Linked DNA regions of Homo sapiens: region 1 is linked to region 2. A link is an interaction called in ENCODE POLR2A ChIA-PET data of the cell type or tissue named here. Cell type or tissue: CD4-positive, alpha-beta T cell. All regions are shown on one strand. Each heading gives the region's core, and the rest is flanking DNA. Links, peaks and the distances in the headings are about the cores only.

Region 1 (7,699 bases), core at 1,747-6,746, 320 kb before region 2:
GCTTTCCCCCACTCTAGAAAATAATACCAGAGGTCTAAATGTGGTGCTATGCCATTGATGTTTGGGTTGATTCGGAATTTTCCACAACAGCGTTTTATAATTATTTTTGTGCTTAGACTCTTGTGACAATTTGTTGATCTTCCACAGTTCCCTCAGAATAATACCCAGCTGTCCATTCCCAAATTTTGTGTTTCATTTCAGAGTTTGTCAGCATAAGAACCTCTTTTAGGTTTATCCATGTTTTCAGGTTTCTTCACCATTCTTTGCTTCTGGAGGATCCCACTCCTATCCTGTGACATTGAATGAATGCCTGTCTGTGGCTCCCTGCTTCTGACTAAAGCGACATAGAATCTAATGTCAGTCATTTGTCTTTACTAAATGAAAACTACTAGACAAAGAAACATACCAAAACTTACTCATATGTTTCTTTGTCTAGTAGTTTTTATTTTAAGCCTACTGGTATGACTACCTTTGTCTACTTTAGAGGGAATTTTTGACATAAGCAAGGGGTTGGGCAAATTTTTTTCTTTTTAGGAAACATTAACTTAGTCTTTCAAAAAAGACTCTCCCCCGCCCCAGTAAAAAATATTGGAAAGAGCCTGTGCTTTAGCAGAGGGCCTACAGTCAAGGTATGTTTGGCCTGGGGTAGAGGTACTTCTGACCTTTGCTCTGAAAAGAATTAGCTGTAGACTTACCTGGGTGTAGCTACTGAGTAGCATAGAGCAGAATGGAAAATGCAACAGCTTTGTGAAAAAATTACACAGTACACTTTCTCAGCTCTAGTCAGGAGTGGGTTTTGTGTGTGCTGGACTTTTGACCCCTTAGCCCTCGGGGAAGCCCAGGTAGGACCTGGGACAATCAGAATTCCTGGCTAGTTGCCACCAGCTACAAGCAGTCTCTTCTCTTTATCTGACCCTGCTGCACATATATTATCATTATCTGTGTTTACCATGATGTGGAAAAGACTAGGCAGAAAACTCCAGGGTTGTCATTGCCTACTTTATGACCTTGGTTGAGTTGCTCATTTTATTCAGACTGTAGTTGTCGCAACTCATAAAGTTGCCTTGAGGAGTAAATGAAAATACCTTTGTAAATGTATGGTAGCAGGCCCAGTGTTAGTTTCATTTCACTTACTTCTCTATTCTTAGGACCTTCAGGGGTGGGAAACACATCTCCTGTTGTCAGTTTGTTCTGATGACAGGCCCTGTCACCCACTCTGCCTTGGCCCAGTTTTGTCTTAATGGGCTGCTTCCCACTTCTGCCATTTCCACTTCCTCTGCTTGAATTCTCCTTTTCCTTTGCCCTGTGATTTCCATATTCAAAATTTAATGGTTCCTACATTTGAGTTAGTTTTTATGACTTTCTTTGGAGTGTGGGGAGAGCCAGCAAGCCATAGTTTCTCAGGCAGAAAAAGGCACAAGAGGCTTGGGGGGTTATATTATGGACTACAAATAATGTGAGTTGCAAAAAGATCTTTAAATACAGATTCAAAAAATTGGCAAAATTAAAAATGTTCTTCCTAGCATGCTTAAAATTGTTTTTTTAAATTGTTGAAATATTTCCCCTATATCCTTATATTTACCTAGGTGAATTACTATACATTTTATTATGGTTATAATCATAACAAAGACATATGTCCTTATATTATGGTTGGAAAAGTTGAATAGATGTGTTTATGAAAAATTGTTATACTTCTAAAATGTAATGAATTCCTAATCTTGTATTGCCTTTATATCTAACTGCTGGACCATATAGTAAAGTGATATGATACCGGCACAGTGGCTCATACTTGTAGTCTCAGCACTTTGGGAGGCCAAGGTGGGAAGATTGCTTGAGACCTGGAGTTCAAGACCAGCCTGATCAATATAGTGAGACCCTGTCACTACAAAAAATTTAAAAAAAATTAGTTGGGCTTGGTGGCACGCACCTGTAATCCCAGCTACTTGGGAGGCTAAGGCAGGAGGATTGCTTGGGCCTGGAGGATGGCTTGAGTCTAGGATTTCGAGGCTGCAGTGAGCTGTGATGATGCCACCGCACTCCCACCTGGTGACAGAGTGAGACCCTGTCTCTAAAAAAAATAAAAAAAAAATTAAAAAAAGAGACACCTAGAATAGGTCATTTGTTTTATGCAAATAGTATATCTTTATTCCAAACAGTTTATTTCTAGGTGTGGTTTGTTAGTCAATAAATACATGTAAATTGAAAGGTCTTATATAAGAAGATTTTTCTGGGGGGAGGATTGGTTTATGGAACGAATTATTTCTTATTTTTCATGGCAACCTACAAATTGACTTCCTTTGTTCTCATCACCGTCTTTGTTGTTAGAATATGTTTAGAGTAGTCTGGTGGTAGGTGTGGTATTCAGTGAAAACTGACATTTTTTTCCATTTTCAAAATGCATTTAAAATAAAGTTTTAATAATGTATTTACTGTTAAGAAATATTTTTTATTGTTGAATGACATATTGTTTTCACCTTCACTTTTATGGCTTTGAGTATTTACAATATCAGCTGTTGGCTGGGCACTGTGGCTCACACCTGTAATCCCAGCGCTTTGGAGGCCGAGGCTGAGCAGACTGCTTGAGCCCAGGAGTTTGAGACCAGCCTTGGAAACATGACAAAACCCCATCTTTACTAAAAATGCAACAACAACAACAACAACAAAAAATCAGCTGTCAGTAAAGATTGTCTTTAGTTACATAGTTCTCCCGTTTACTCCTCTAATCACTTTTTTTAAGTGGAAAGGAATTTGTTACTGAACATTTAATAGTATTTAATGGTTGTGAGGGAGTTTGAGCTTCCAGCAGAATGTCCCAGTACCAGGCCCCCAAGGGAGTTTCTGCCTCTTCTGTGATCAGAAGTCCACCGGTCTAGGGCCATACAGCCACTGCTCTGGTCAAGACACAGTTACAGTAAGAAAAATCCTGCTATTTGGGGGACCCTAGAACCATACCCTGCCTATTGTGGTCCAGGAAACAATGCTGTGGGCCCTAGCTCTATACAGGCATTATTCAGAGATATTGCAGGTTCTAGTCTAGACCACTGCAATAAAGTGAATCTTGCAATAAAGCGAGTCAGATGAATCTTTTGGTTTCCAAGTGCATATGGGAGTTAGAGTTACACTATACTGTAGTCTATACAGTGTGCAATAGCATTATGTCTAAAAAATATACATAATTAAAAAATATTTTATTGCCAAAAAATGCTAACGATCATCTGAACCTTCAGCAGTTCATAATATTTTTGCTGGTGGAGGGTCTTACCTCAATGTTGATGGCTGCTAAATGATTACGGTGACGGTCACTGAAGGCTGGTGGCTGTGTCGTTTTCTTAAAAGTAGACAACCATAAAGCTTGCCACATCAATTGACTCTTTCTTTCATGAAAAATTTCTCTGTAGCATATGATGCTGTTTGATAGCATTTTACCCAAAGTAGAAAATCTTGTACAATTGGAGTCAATCCTCTCAAACCCTGCTGCTGCTTAAAAGTTTATGGAATATTCTAAATCCTATGTTGTCATTTTAGCCATGTTCACAGCATTTTCATCAGGAGTAGATTCCGTCTTAAGACGCATTTTCTTTGCTCATTTATAAAAAGCGACTCCTCATCCATTGAAGTTTTATCATGGGATTGTAGCAATTCAGTTACATCTTCAGGCTTACTTTTAATTCTAGTTCTCTTGCTGTTTCCACCACATTTGTAGTGACTTCCTTCACTGAAATCTTGACTCCCTCAAAGTCGTCCATGAGGGTTGGAATCAACTTCTTCCAAACTCCTATTGACATTGATATTTTGACTTCCTCCCATGAATGACAATCGTTTTTAATGGCATCTAGAATGGTGAATCCTTTTCAGAAGGTTTTCAGTTTACTTTACCCAGATCTATCAGAGTGATCACTGTTTATGACAGCTATAGATTTAAGAAATGTATTTCGTATTCTTAGATAAGAAGACTTGAAAGTGGATTATTCCTTGATCCGTGGGCTGTAGAATGGATGTTGTGTCAGTAGGCATGAAAACAACATTAATCATCTTGTATATTTCCATCAGAGCTGTTGGTGACTAGGTACATTGTCAATTAGTAGTCATATTTTGAAAGAAATCTTTTTCTGAGCAGTCGGTCTCAACAGTGGGCTTAAAATACTCAAAAAACCATGCTGTAAACTGATGTGCTGTTGCCCAGGTTTTGTTTTTCCACTTATAGCACACAGGCAGAGTAGATTTAGCATAATTCTTAAGGGCCCTAGGATTTTCAGGGGATGCTAAATGAGCATTGGGTTCACCAGCTGCGTCAGCCCTTAACCAGAGCCTGTTCTTGAAGCTTTGAAGCCAGGCATTGACCTCTCTCTAGCTATAAAAGTCCTAGATGGCATCTTTTTCAAATAGAAGGCTGTTTTATCCATATTGGAAATCTGTTGTTTAGTGTAGCCACCTTTATCAATGATCTTAGCTAGATCTTCTGGATAACTTGCTGTAGCTTCTACTTCAGCAATTGCTGCTTCAACTTGCATTTTTATATGATAGAGATGACATATTTCCTTGGACTTCATGGACCAACCTCTGTTAACTCCATTTTTTCTTCTGCAGCTTCCTCACCACTCTCAGCCTTCACAGAGCTGAAGGGAGTTAGTGCCTTGCCCTGGATTAGACTTTGATTTAAGGAAATGTGACTGGTTTGATCTTCTATCCAGACCGCTAAAACTTTCTCTGTCTCAGCCGTAAGGCTGTTTCACTTTCTTATCATTGGTGTGTTCACTGAGTATCACTTTTTTCTTTTGTCTTTTTATACAGATGTTTTACTCAATTATAGAAAATTTTAAACACATTCAAAATAAACAAAATAGTGTAATAGACCAGCTCCGAGCTTCAGCAACCACTGATAATGTACCATTTTGGACTAGCACTTTTAATTTCCTTCAAGAACTTCTCTTTTGCATTCACAACTTGGCTGTTTGGCTCCAGAGGCCTAGCTTCTGAGCTACTAGCTTCTGACCTGTCTTGACCTTTGACATGCCTTTCTCACTAAGCTTAATCATTTCCAGCTTTTGATTTAAAGTGAGAGATGGGTGACTCTTTCTTTCACTCGAACACTTGAAGGCCATTGTAGGGTTATTAATTGGCTTAATTTTCATTATTGTTGTGTCTCAGGGAATAGTGAGGCCCAAGGAGAGGGAGAGAGATGGGAACGGCTGGTGCAGTGAAGCAGTCAGAACATTCACACACCATGTATCGTTAAGTTTACCGTTTTATTTGGACATGATTCATGGTGCCCCAAAACAAATACAGTAACATCAAAGATTGCTGATCACAGACCACCATAAAAGATATAATAATAGTGACATAGTTTGAATTATTGCAAGAATATCCAATATGTGACACAGAGATATGGAGTGAGCACATGCTATTGGAAAAATGACACTAACAGACTAACTTCACATAGGGTTGCCACAAACCTTCAGTTTATAAAAAACACAATGTGTGAAGCACAATAAAATGAGATATGCCTTCATTAGTTTTCTGTAACTGCTGTATCAAATTATTACAAACTAGATGGTATAAAACAACAAATTTATTCTGTCACCATTCTGCAGGCCAGAAGTCAGAAGTCAGGGTGTTGACAGTGCCGTGTTCTCTCTGAAGGCTTAAGGGAGAATGTGGCTCATGCCTTTCTCTTAGCTTCTGGTATTGGCAGCAATCCTTGTCTTTCCTTGGCTTGTGGATATATCACTCCATTCTCTGCCTCTGACATGCAGGTTCTTCCTATGTGTTTTCGCTTGTGTCTCTTCTCATAAGGACATCCTCATGACCTCACCTTTGCTGCCTATCACTCTTACACTTAAAATTCAACAAGCAAAATCTATGCTTTTCTATTCAGATTCTTTACTTAGAAAAGATTTTCAAATTTCTGATGTTTTTGGTCTTAACAGCAGATTTTAAGATTGTGCGGAGGTTGTGTCTGAGAGATAAAGGCACCCAAGGCATCTTATATGATATGCACTCATTAACATGATGATGATAATAACAGGAGAGAAAATGCCACTTCAAGCAAGGTGAAAGAAAATAGTACATCTAAGTGTTAGTTTTAGTTCCTTCTCAACCAAACGGTCCCTTGTTACTGGACTGCTTAGGCTGTGTACTGTTCTCACCATTTTTGGCATTTTTACAAAATTTCTCTCAACTGGGTGTGAAAGCTTACCACTTCCCTTGCTCCTGAGGTGTTTTTTTGCACAGGGGCAAAAGCTCTTTGCCTTGCCACTTAGAGATTTTGCCTCTAGTTACCATTACCTACCTGTAGTTCTCTATCTTGTTTCACAGCTCGACTGCACCAGACTTTTCTGTCTTGCATGTCTGGCCACGCTGGAAAGTGTTCAAGAACATTATGATGAGTAACCTGTTCCTTTTTCCATGACTGTCTTATTTCCATCTGGGACTTTGATAACAAGTGACAGGCACTTGAGTCCCATCTAACTTCCCTCCTTGTCAGTAGATACAAGCCTTTGCATTCAAGTGTTGCTCTTTATTCAAAAGCCTGTTTGGCAATTTTAAAACTGTTTTCTATCAGCGATTTGTTTTCACCTTTTAAAAAAATTTGGAGTTTATAAACAGCACAAGCCCTTGTTGTTTATGACCATTTCCCCTTCTCTTTATTTATTATAAGAAGATGCAGCTTGACATAGAAAGTTTTCAAATCGTGGGTCAAGTCCAGGTGTATTTTTTTATTTTTCAAATGCCAAACATAGGTTCTGACACTTAGTGTGAGCTAAATGTAATATATATGGAACTCAGTTTAAGAGTTGAGTGCCTGGCCTAGGGGAGAGTGATTTTGTGGTTAATGATTCAGATAATATAAGAAGCATGGGCTGTAATGATGTACCAACGGTATCTGGTTAGAAAATGTTGAGACTTTTGTCTCTTAGTGTGTGGTCCCTGGCAGGGCAGTACTACCATTCCTAGGCCTTTTTTGTTTGTGTTGTGGGTTGTCATCCCCAGAACGTCAGCATTTCCACATTTTCCAACTTGTGAACTTTGTGGGGTATTTGCATATGCATTTTGAGAATGTTTGAAAGATGATCCTGTTGACTGCACAGACTTGGTGTAAAGTCAGTTTCAAATTGAGGTGAGCCTTCTCTGAACTTGGGAGGCATACTTGCCTGAAATTTGAGGATAGACCGTGTGATCTTTGGAGCCTTCTGGCAGCTGTAAAATGAGTGACTCTGTGATTACATTCCCTTTATAGTTCATCTTTTTGTTTCTTTTTTTTCTTTCCATTTTCCAACTTGGTCTTATCAATCCACAGACCAAAGAAAGATAAATTTGGGAGTTGTTGGTAGGTAGCTGAAAGTGAATGAAATGATTACAATTAAAAAAGGGACCATAGCAGGAGTGAGAGAGAAAAACCTAGATGGCAGTGGCAATTTTAAGAGAGATGTAATGGCTGGAATAAAGTAGGAGGAAGAAAAGAAACCTTTAAAAACAAAGGAGAGGAGTATGCAGAACATATGGGAAAGGAATATGGGGAAGCAGCTTTCTGTAATGTTTACTCATTTGAAAAGATTATTCTGAGATTTCTCTGTATTATAAAATTAGTATATAGGTTGCATAGTTGATTCATGTGCATAATTTATAGTTTAAAAGTAAAGTGGTCAGTACATATGGCTTAGCTCTATGTGTTAGTTTTTAAAAAAATCTACATTGTTTT
Region 2 (7,699 bases), core at 1,073-6,072:
AATATCCTTGTTAATTTTCTGTCTGATTGATCTGTCTAATATTGACAATGGGGTGTTAAAGTCTCCCACTATTATTGTATGGGAGTCTAAGTCTCTTTGTAGGTTTCTAAGAACTTGCTTTATGAATCTGGGTGCTCCTGTGTTGGGTGCATATTTATTTAGGATAGTTAGCTCTTCTTGTTGCATTGATCCCTTTACCATTATGTAATGCCCTTCTTTGTCTCTTTTGATCTTTGTTAGTTTAAAGTTTGTTTTTTCAGAGATTAGGATTGCAACTCTTGCTTTTTTTTGCTTTCCATTTGCTTGGTAAATATTCCTCCATCCTGACAAGGGATTCTTACCTGGAATATACAAGGAGCTCAAACAAGTCTACAGGAAAAAAATCAAATAATCTTATTAAATAATGGGCAAAAAATCATAATAAACACATCTCAAAAGAAAACATTCAAACAGAAAACAGGCATATGGAAAAGAGCTCAACATTACTGATCATCAGAGAAATGAAAATCAAAAGTACAATGAGATATCATTTCATCCCAGTAAAAATGGCTTTTATCAAAAGGATAAGCAATAATGAATAATGGGGCTGACGTGGAGAAAAGGGAACCCTCATACATTGTTGGTGGAATGTAAATTAGTACAACCACTATGGAGAACTGTATGGAGTTTCTTCAAAAATCTGAAGATAGAACTATTACATGTTCTAGCAATTCCACTACTGGATATTTATCCAAAGGAAATAAATCAGTATGTGGAAGAGATATCTGCACTCCCATGTTTATTGCAGCACCATTCGCACTAGCCAAGATTTGGAAGCAACCTACATGTTCATTGACAGAAACGTGGATAAAGTGGATAAAGAAAATGTGGTACATATACACAAGGGAGTACTTATTCAGCCATAAAAAGAATGAGATCCTGTCATTTGCAACAACATGGTTGGAACTGGAGGACATTATGTTAAGTGAAATAAGCTAGGCACAGAAAGACAAATTTTGCATGTTCTCAGTCATTTATGGGAGTAAATTTTAAAATAATTGAACTCATGCATATAGAGAGTAGAAAGAAGGTGATCAGAGGCTGGGAAGGGTAGTGGTTGGGGGTGGGAAGTGGGGGTGATTAACAGGTACAAAAATATAGTTAAATAGGATGAATAAACTTTAGTATTTGATAACACAACAGGGTGACTACAGTCAACAGTAAACCAACGTGCATTTTAAAATATAGAGCATAATTGGAATGTTTGTAACAAAGAGAAAGGATAAATGCTTGAGATGATGGATACTCCATTTACCCTGATGTGATTATTATGCATTGTATTCCTGTATCAAAATATGTCAGTTACCCCTTAAATATGTATGACTACTATGTATGCACAGAAATTTTTTACAAAATTAAATTTTAAAAAAGAACTCAAGCCAAGTAAACAGATTCAAGGAAACTTTAGTGAATTATTAGCTCTATGTAAGAGGACAATAGTCTAGTCTCTAAAATACCTTGTGAATTGAATGTAGAACAGAGAGTGGGTATTTTGAAAATAAGATATCATTAGGTCACTTTTTTGATAACTTTTATTTTAACTTTGGGGGTACATGTACAGGTTTGTTACATAGGTAAACTTGTGTCATGTGGGGTTGTTGTCCAGATTATTTAATCACTCAGGTATTAAGCCTAGTTCCCATTAGTTATTTTTCTTGATTCTTTTCCTTCTCCCACCCTCCACTCTCGGATAGGCTCCAGTGTGTGTTGTTCCCCTCTATGTGCCTATGTATTCTTATCATTTAGCTCCCACCTATAAGTGAGAACATGCAGTATTTGGCTTTCTGTTCTGACATTAGTTTGCTAAGAATAATGGCCTCCAGCTCCATTCATGTCCCTGCAAAAGACATGATCTTATTCTTTTTTATGGCAGCATAGTATTCCATACTACAGTATAACCTGTATGGAAGGACCATGAACCTAAAAATAATCATTTTATAAGTATAATCTGTAAGTTCACTCGCTAACTGTTCTTATCTCTGCACATTCAGGGCTGAAGTTAGAGTGATCATGAAAGATTTAAAGTTGTGATCTGGCGATTGCTTGAGTACTGGTCCTCGCTATCCCTGTTTCATGTAGTGTAACCTGGGTGAGTTGATTAACCTTTTTGTGCCTTGATTCCCTAATCTACAAAATAAGAATATCAATGATTTCTACTTCAAAGATCGTGGTGAAGATTAAATTAGATATCAATTAAAGTGTTTACACAGTGCCTGTCATATGGCAAGAGCTCAGTAAATATTAGCCAAAATAAATACCATAAATTCTGGTTAATGAATGTTATTAGAAGAAGAATCAACTATGAAAAAAACATACTTAGGGTTTAGAGTTAAAACCAAATAAAGTTTACTGGAGGTCTATGAATGCTTTTAATAATACTCATGCTTGTTTCTATAGGGCCTATGGGTAAGTGCCTGATATAAATGACACAGTCATGTTGATATGACCAAATTAAATACCTTTAGCTTTTCTTTTTTGGTCTCTGAAGCTTTTCCAACATCTTAACTCACTATCATGTGTAGTTTTTTTCATAATACAGTTCAATACTTTTTATAAACATACATGCAAATTAAGACAACAGCCTCAATGTGTTCCCAGCAGCCAATTTTCTTTTCCTTTCATTGTATTCATTGCATTTAAGACAGTAACCTGCTGAAATGGGTGCATACAAAGTATATTAGCCAATAACCATCTCTTCTCTGAAGGAGGGAGGTTAAAAGCAAGAAAAACTATTCCAAGGTAGGAATGTTGAGTTTTATTGCCACTACTTTGATTAACTTGGACTCTTGTAGAAAGAGTAGCTCTTGTAGTGAAGCAATTATTCCCCCTGATGGAAGGTGCTCATAAGTACCTCCCTAAGCAAAGTGGCACCTGTCCCGTGGAATGCCCCATACTAAGAAGAATACCAAAAGTGGAATCCAGACAACTGGGCTGTAGTTAAGCTTCTTTGCATGTGATCTCTGTAAGGAAGTGTTTCTCCACCTGTAAGATAGCATAAAAATTACTATATATCAGGGTTATCTGTGTCATCTAAAGACATATAAGTAAAATACTTGGTAAATTATAAATAATTATACAAATAGAAGGGATTAAATTATTGCAAATTTTTATTTTTACATAATGTTCACATTCCTTCTTTTTGTGACAAAACCTTGGTGTTGTAAAGCAAACAGGGAGAGCACTTTGGTAGGAGCAAGGTAAAGAGATGCTTGTTTGTCTAAGTGCCTTGCCATGTTTCACTTGGCTTCTGTCCTCCTTAGTGACAGAAACAATTTTTGGATAGGTAGTAAGTGGGTACCCTAAGGAAGCTGGCTGGGCATATGGCCAGATAAGTTTCAGCTGTGGAATGAAGCAAGTACATGGCTACTCAGTATATGTCTTTCATTTATTCACCCATTCACCTGCTTACTCACTCATCTATTCATTGATTTATTTATCTAGACATCATTCATCAAATATTTATTAAATACTAGCCCAGATGCTCGGGATCAGAGTGCTGACATATAAGATGGTTGTAATACATTGCTGAATTTGGGATTAAAAAATAGATCTAGTCTTTGCCCACTTTTTCACCATTCTCTCTCCCACCCCCTACCTACCCACCGCTGTCCCTGTCTCTCTCTGTTACAGCCATACACATCCTATTTCTATCACTTAATCATAGCACTCTTGTTCCTGACTGAGGAACTTTGCACTTCCTCTTACCCAGGTTTTCACCTGCTGAATCATTCCACCACTTAGGCTGTAGATCCAGACTCCCCTCTTTGGAGGCTTCTTTCCTTATTGCTCTAGCTAAAGTAGCACCTTCCAACCTCTTACCTATACTTTTCTATTTCCTAGCCTTCGTAGTTCTTATCACTAGCTGAAATTACATACATTTGTTCAGCTTCCCTCAACTAGAACATAAGCTTCAGGAGCTCAGGGATGAAGTTATCACCAGTGCCCCGAGCAGCACCTGGCTCAGTTCTTCACATGCTTACCTGGCATATAAGCTCAAAAATATTTATTAAAAGGATAAATGAAAAGGGAAGATGAAAAATGATAGACATTCTGTGTCCATCATCCTTCCACAAAACACTACTTATATTACAGATAAATATTATACTGTCCTTCTCAGGAAATTTCAGAAGGCAAGAAAGCTATATTCATGGGATTTTAAAGGATAAGAAAGCTGCATTTTTTCACCAGTTCATGTAGCTACATCTTAGCTGTATTTTGGGTAAGTGTAAGTGACATCTAAAGTCTACTAGCACGTATTTTTAAATAGTGGACATAGACACTTGTCTCCCACCTACCTCCTGACCAGGATAGTTTAAATGCTCCTTATCTGTTCTGTCACACTGGGAATATCTCTAGGGCTATACTTTCTATATGTACTACTTAGTGATTGCTTTTACTGCTGGATCCACCCTAGACACTAAGCTCTCTTTCTTATATACTTTGCTTTCCTAGAATCAAACATGGGCCCTGTACAAAGCAGATAAAGGGCAATTGTTTCTTGACCATTCCTTTGCGCAATAGAAAGAGGAACTTTTATGTATTAGAGATTGTGGTAGTTGCAGAGAATAAAACTGTAAAGAAGATGGGCATGGTTCCTGCACTTATAGGGTAAATAAAGCACATGGGTAAACACAGGCTAAATATTTTTAGTAGTTACACCATTAACAACAATATGGATAGAGCTATTGTTCATGTCCAACTGTCAGATAACAACAAATAGATTGGCAAAGGAGCTGTAAGTGGATGAGAAGGGCCTTTATTTGATTCCAGCAGTTTGTGTCAGGCTAGATGATACATTTATTTCTAAATTGATTTTGACTAGCCATAAGCATCAAAATTCTCATTAGGAATTTGAAGTCATAATGTGATGCCTCTTACAACTAACTGTGTCACTTCTATGTATTCTTATTGGAAAATTATTCTCTTTGAATATTAAAATTGACATTACTACCTTTTGAAATATTAAAAGGATCTAAATATTTCTAGTGAAAGATTTGACATATAGAAAAAATTCTGCCAGAAACAAAAATCAAGCCTATAGTGTAATTTGAGATTTCCTTAAAGCCCTCCCTGACCCTTATATATCTTTTCCATATTTGACAAAGAGCAGATTCTTTCTACTATTAGCCTGAATTCAACACAAGTCTTTCATTGCACATGAAAGCTTAGATTCAATCATCCATTAATTTATCCAACAAGTATTTTTTGAGAACCTACTATGTGCCTGGCACTGTTTTATACTTTGAGAATAACAGTAATAGTGGAGATGAAATCAGGCAGTGCAAATAAGCAGAGATGTGACTGAGATAATTTTACATAATGAAATAATATTTAAAAAGATGGTGGTTAGGGATAGGAGATACATTAGATGGGGTGGTCAAAAAAGATCTCCCTGGCATGTTGATTCTGGAAAAGAATAGCCCGTATGATTTAACAATGAGGGAAAATAGGAGATAAATCAGCATGTAGATGATATAAAAATAGAGCCACAGATGATAGTACATTTACCATGAGAAAAAGTCAGCATAGATTTCTATAAGTGAATCTTGGACACCATTGACAAGGAAGAATGGAATTTCCCCAAATATAAACTAACAAGTTGGCATAGAATTCTGCATGTGACAGTGTCCTATAAGTGTTATACTAATTATCATTAATATTTCAATGTCATATTTACTGGAATTTTGCAGTAATGAAGTTTGGGTCTTGTAATCACAGCCAATGTTAGCATTTCTTAAGGAAATCCATATGACTTGAATTATCTTTACTACTGTAAAATGAAGGACAATAAAAGTCATAAAGCAAAAGCAACTGTAATACTAACTAAATAATATGACTGTCATCTTGTGTAAAAGGAAGTTGCTTGACTTTGTGTAAATAAGAATTACTGAACTGGTACTGAAACATAAAAAGCCAAAGTCTACTACCTAATAGTTTCACCAAGAAGATAAGAGAAAACTCACGATTTAGGAAATGTAAGGTGAATTGTACCTACAAAGTGAAAAGATATTAATACAGATTAATCTTACAAGATTAATCAACTATAAATTAGATCATTAGAACTTTAAAATTTAATTGGATTCATTACTTTCTAGTAATGGTATGAAATTTAATTATAAGACACACTACAAAATTTCTTGAAAAATTAAATTAGGACGTGGAAAAGTTTACTGCAGTTTGTCTGTGGGCAGTTCAGCTCCTGGAACATTGCACTTGAAAGAATATGGATTTTGAAAAGCACAAAAAAAAAAGGAGAGGTCAACTACACTATAAACTGTAGGTAGACAGAGATCCTACCTCTTATTTCATTTAAAATCCATGTGCCCCATATTAAGCACATGTCTAATAGGCCAAGAAATCAGTCTCCCACAAAATGTTTATTTGCCCCATTTTATAGGCAAGGCACTATGATACATACCAGATATTGAAGTTGGCTTTCATCTTACTACCTAATTGGAGGACAGAACACACACACACACACACACACACCCACACACACCCACCTTGTGATGTAATACTGTATAATGTAATAAGGCACCAGCAAAACTCCAGCAAATGTATAGTTATCCCACTTGATTTATTTAGACATGGATTCATATTGTCAAGGCACCATTCTTTAAAAAGTATTCCTTTGCAGATTTTCCTATTCTGTGGACTAGATTCTTGACTAAAATTATACATGAGTTGTAAAATACATGATGAGGCCCACATATTTCAGGGACTGATCTTTTAATGGAGTGATGAATGTAAAGACAATCAAATGGAGCTGGGAAGATTGGATATCAGTATGCACAACAATGAAACTAGATCCCTATCTTTCACCATCTACAAAAATCGACTCAAAATCGATTAATGACATAAATGTAAGTACTGAAATGATAAAAGTACTGGAAAAAATGCTGAAAAACACTCCAAGATATTAGTCTAGATAAAGATTCTACAGCTAAGACTTCCAAAACATATGCAACAAAAATAGACAAAAGAGACTATATTAAACTAAAAATCTTCTGCACAGCAAAGGAAACAATCAACAGAGTGAAGAGACAACTTGTTTAATGGGAAAAATATTTGCAAACTATCCATCCATCAAGGTATTAATATCTAGAATATACAAGGAACTCAAATAACTCAACAGCAGAAAACCAAATAACCAAATGATTAAAATGTGGACAAAGCATCTGAATACACATTTCTCAAAAGAAGACATACAAATAACCAACAAATATATGGAAAAATGCTCAACATCACTAATCATCAGAGAGTGCAAATCAAAACCACAGTGAGATACTATCTTACCCCAGTTAGGATGGCTATTACAAAAATAACAAAACAAATAACAAATGCTGGAAAAGATGTAGAGAAAAGAGAACATTTATGCACTGTTGGTGAGAATGTAGATTAGTAGAGCATTTACGGAAAATAGTGTATGGGTTTCTCAAACTAAAAATAGAACTACCATATAATCCAGACATTCCACCACTGGGTATTTTTCCAAAGGAAAGGAAGTCAGTATATTAAAGGGATACCTGCATCCCTGTGTTTATTGCAGCACTACTCACAATAGCTAAGATATGAAATCAACCTAAAAGTCCATCAACAGATGAGTGAATAAATAAAATGTTATACACAATGGAATACTTTTCAACCATAAAAAGAATGA

What was found. ChIA-PET counts read pairs that join two places held together with the same protein. Peaks named below come from ENCODE experiments on the same cell type or tissue, not always from the same donor. Only the 100,000 strongest peaks of a DNase experiment are listed, where the experiment ranks them.
Region 1: POLR2A ChIA-PET joins it to region 2 with 5 read pairs; 3 of 35 experiments call an interaction of 5 or more read pairs at or near these places.

The regions. Positions count from the first base shown.
Region 1 is chr1:198,161,444-198,169,142 of GRCh38, forward strand. All of the region lies in intron 1 of NEK7 (NIMA related kinase 7), which reads left to right. Among named protein-coding and RNA genes, the nearest start is that of NEK7, 8.3 kb to the left of the region's middle. RefSeq lists an enhancer at 4,578-4,677. In CD4-positive, alpha-beta T cell, for the core only: no CTCF peak of the experiment used is centred there; DNase peaks (open chromatin) are centred at 4,678 and 6,208; H3K4me3 peaks cover 2,117 bases; H3K27ac peaks cover 2,994 bases.
Region 2 is chr1:198,477,325-198,485,023 of GRCh38, forward strand. The region is part of intron 1 of LOC105371677 (a long non-coding RNA gene); the gene reads right to left. Among named protein-coding and RNA genes, the nearest start is that of ATP6V1G3, 60 kb to the right of the region's middle. In CD4-positive, alpha-beta T cell, for the core only: no CTCF peak of the experiment used is centred there; no DNase peak of the experiment used is centred there.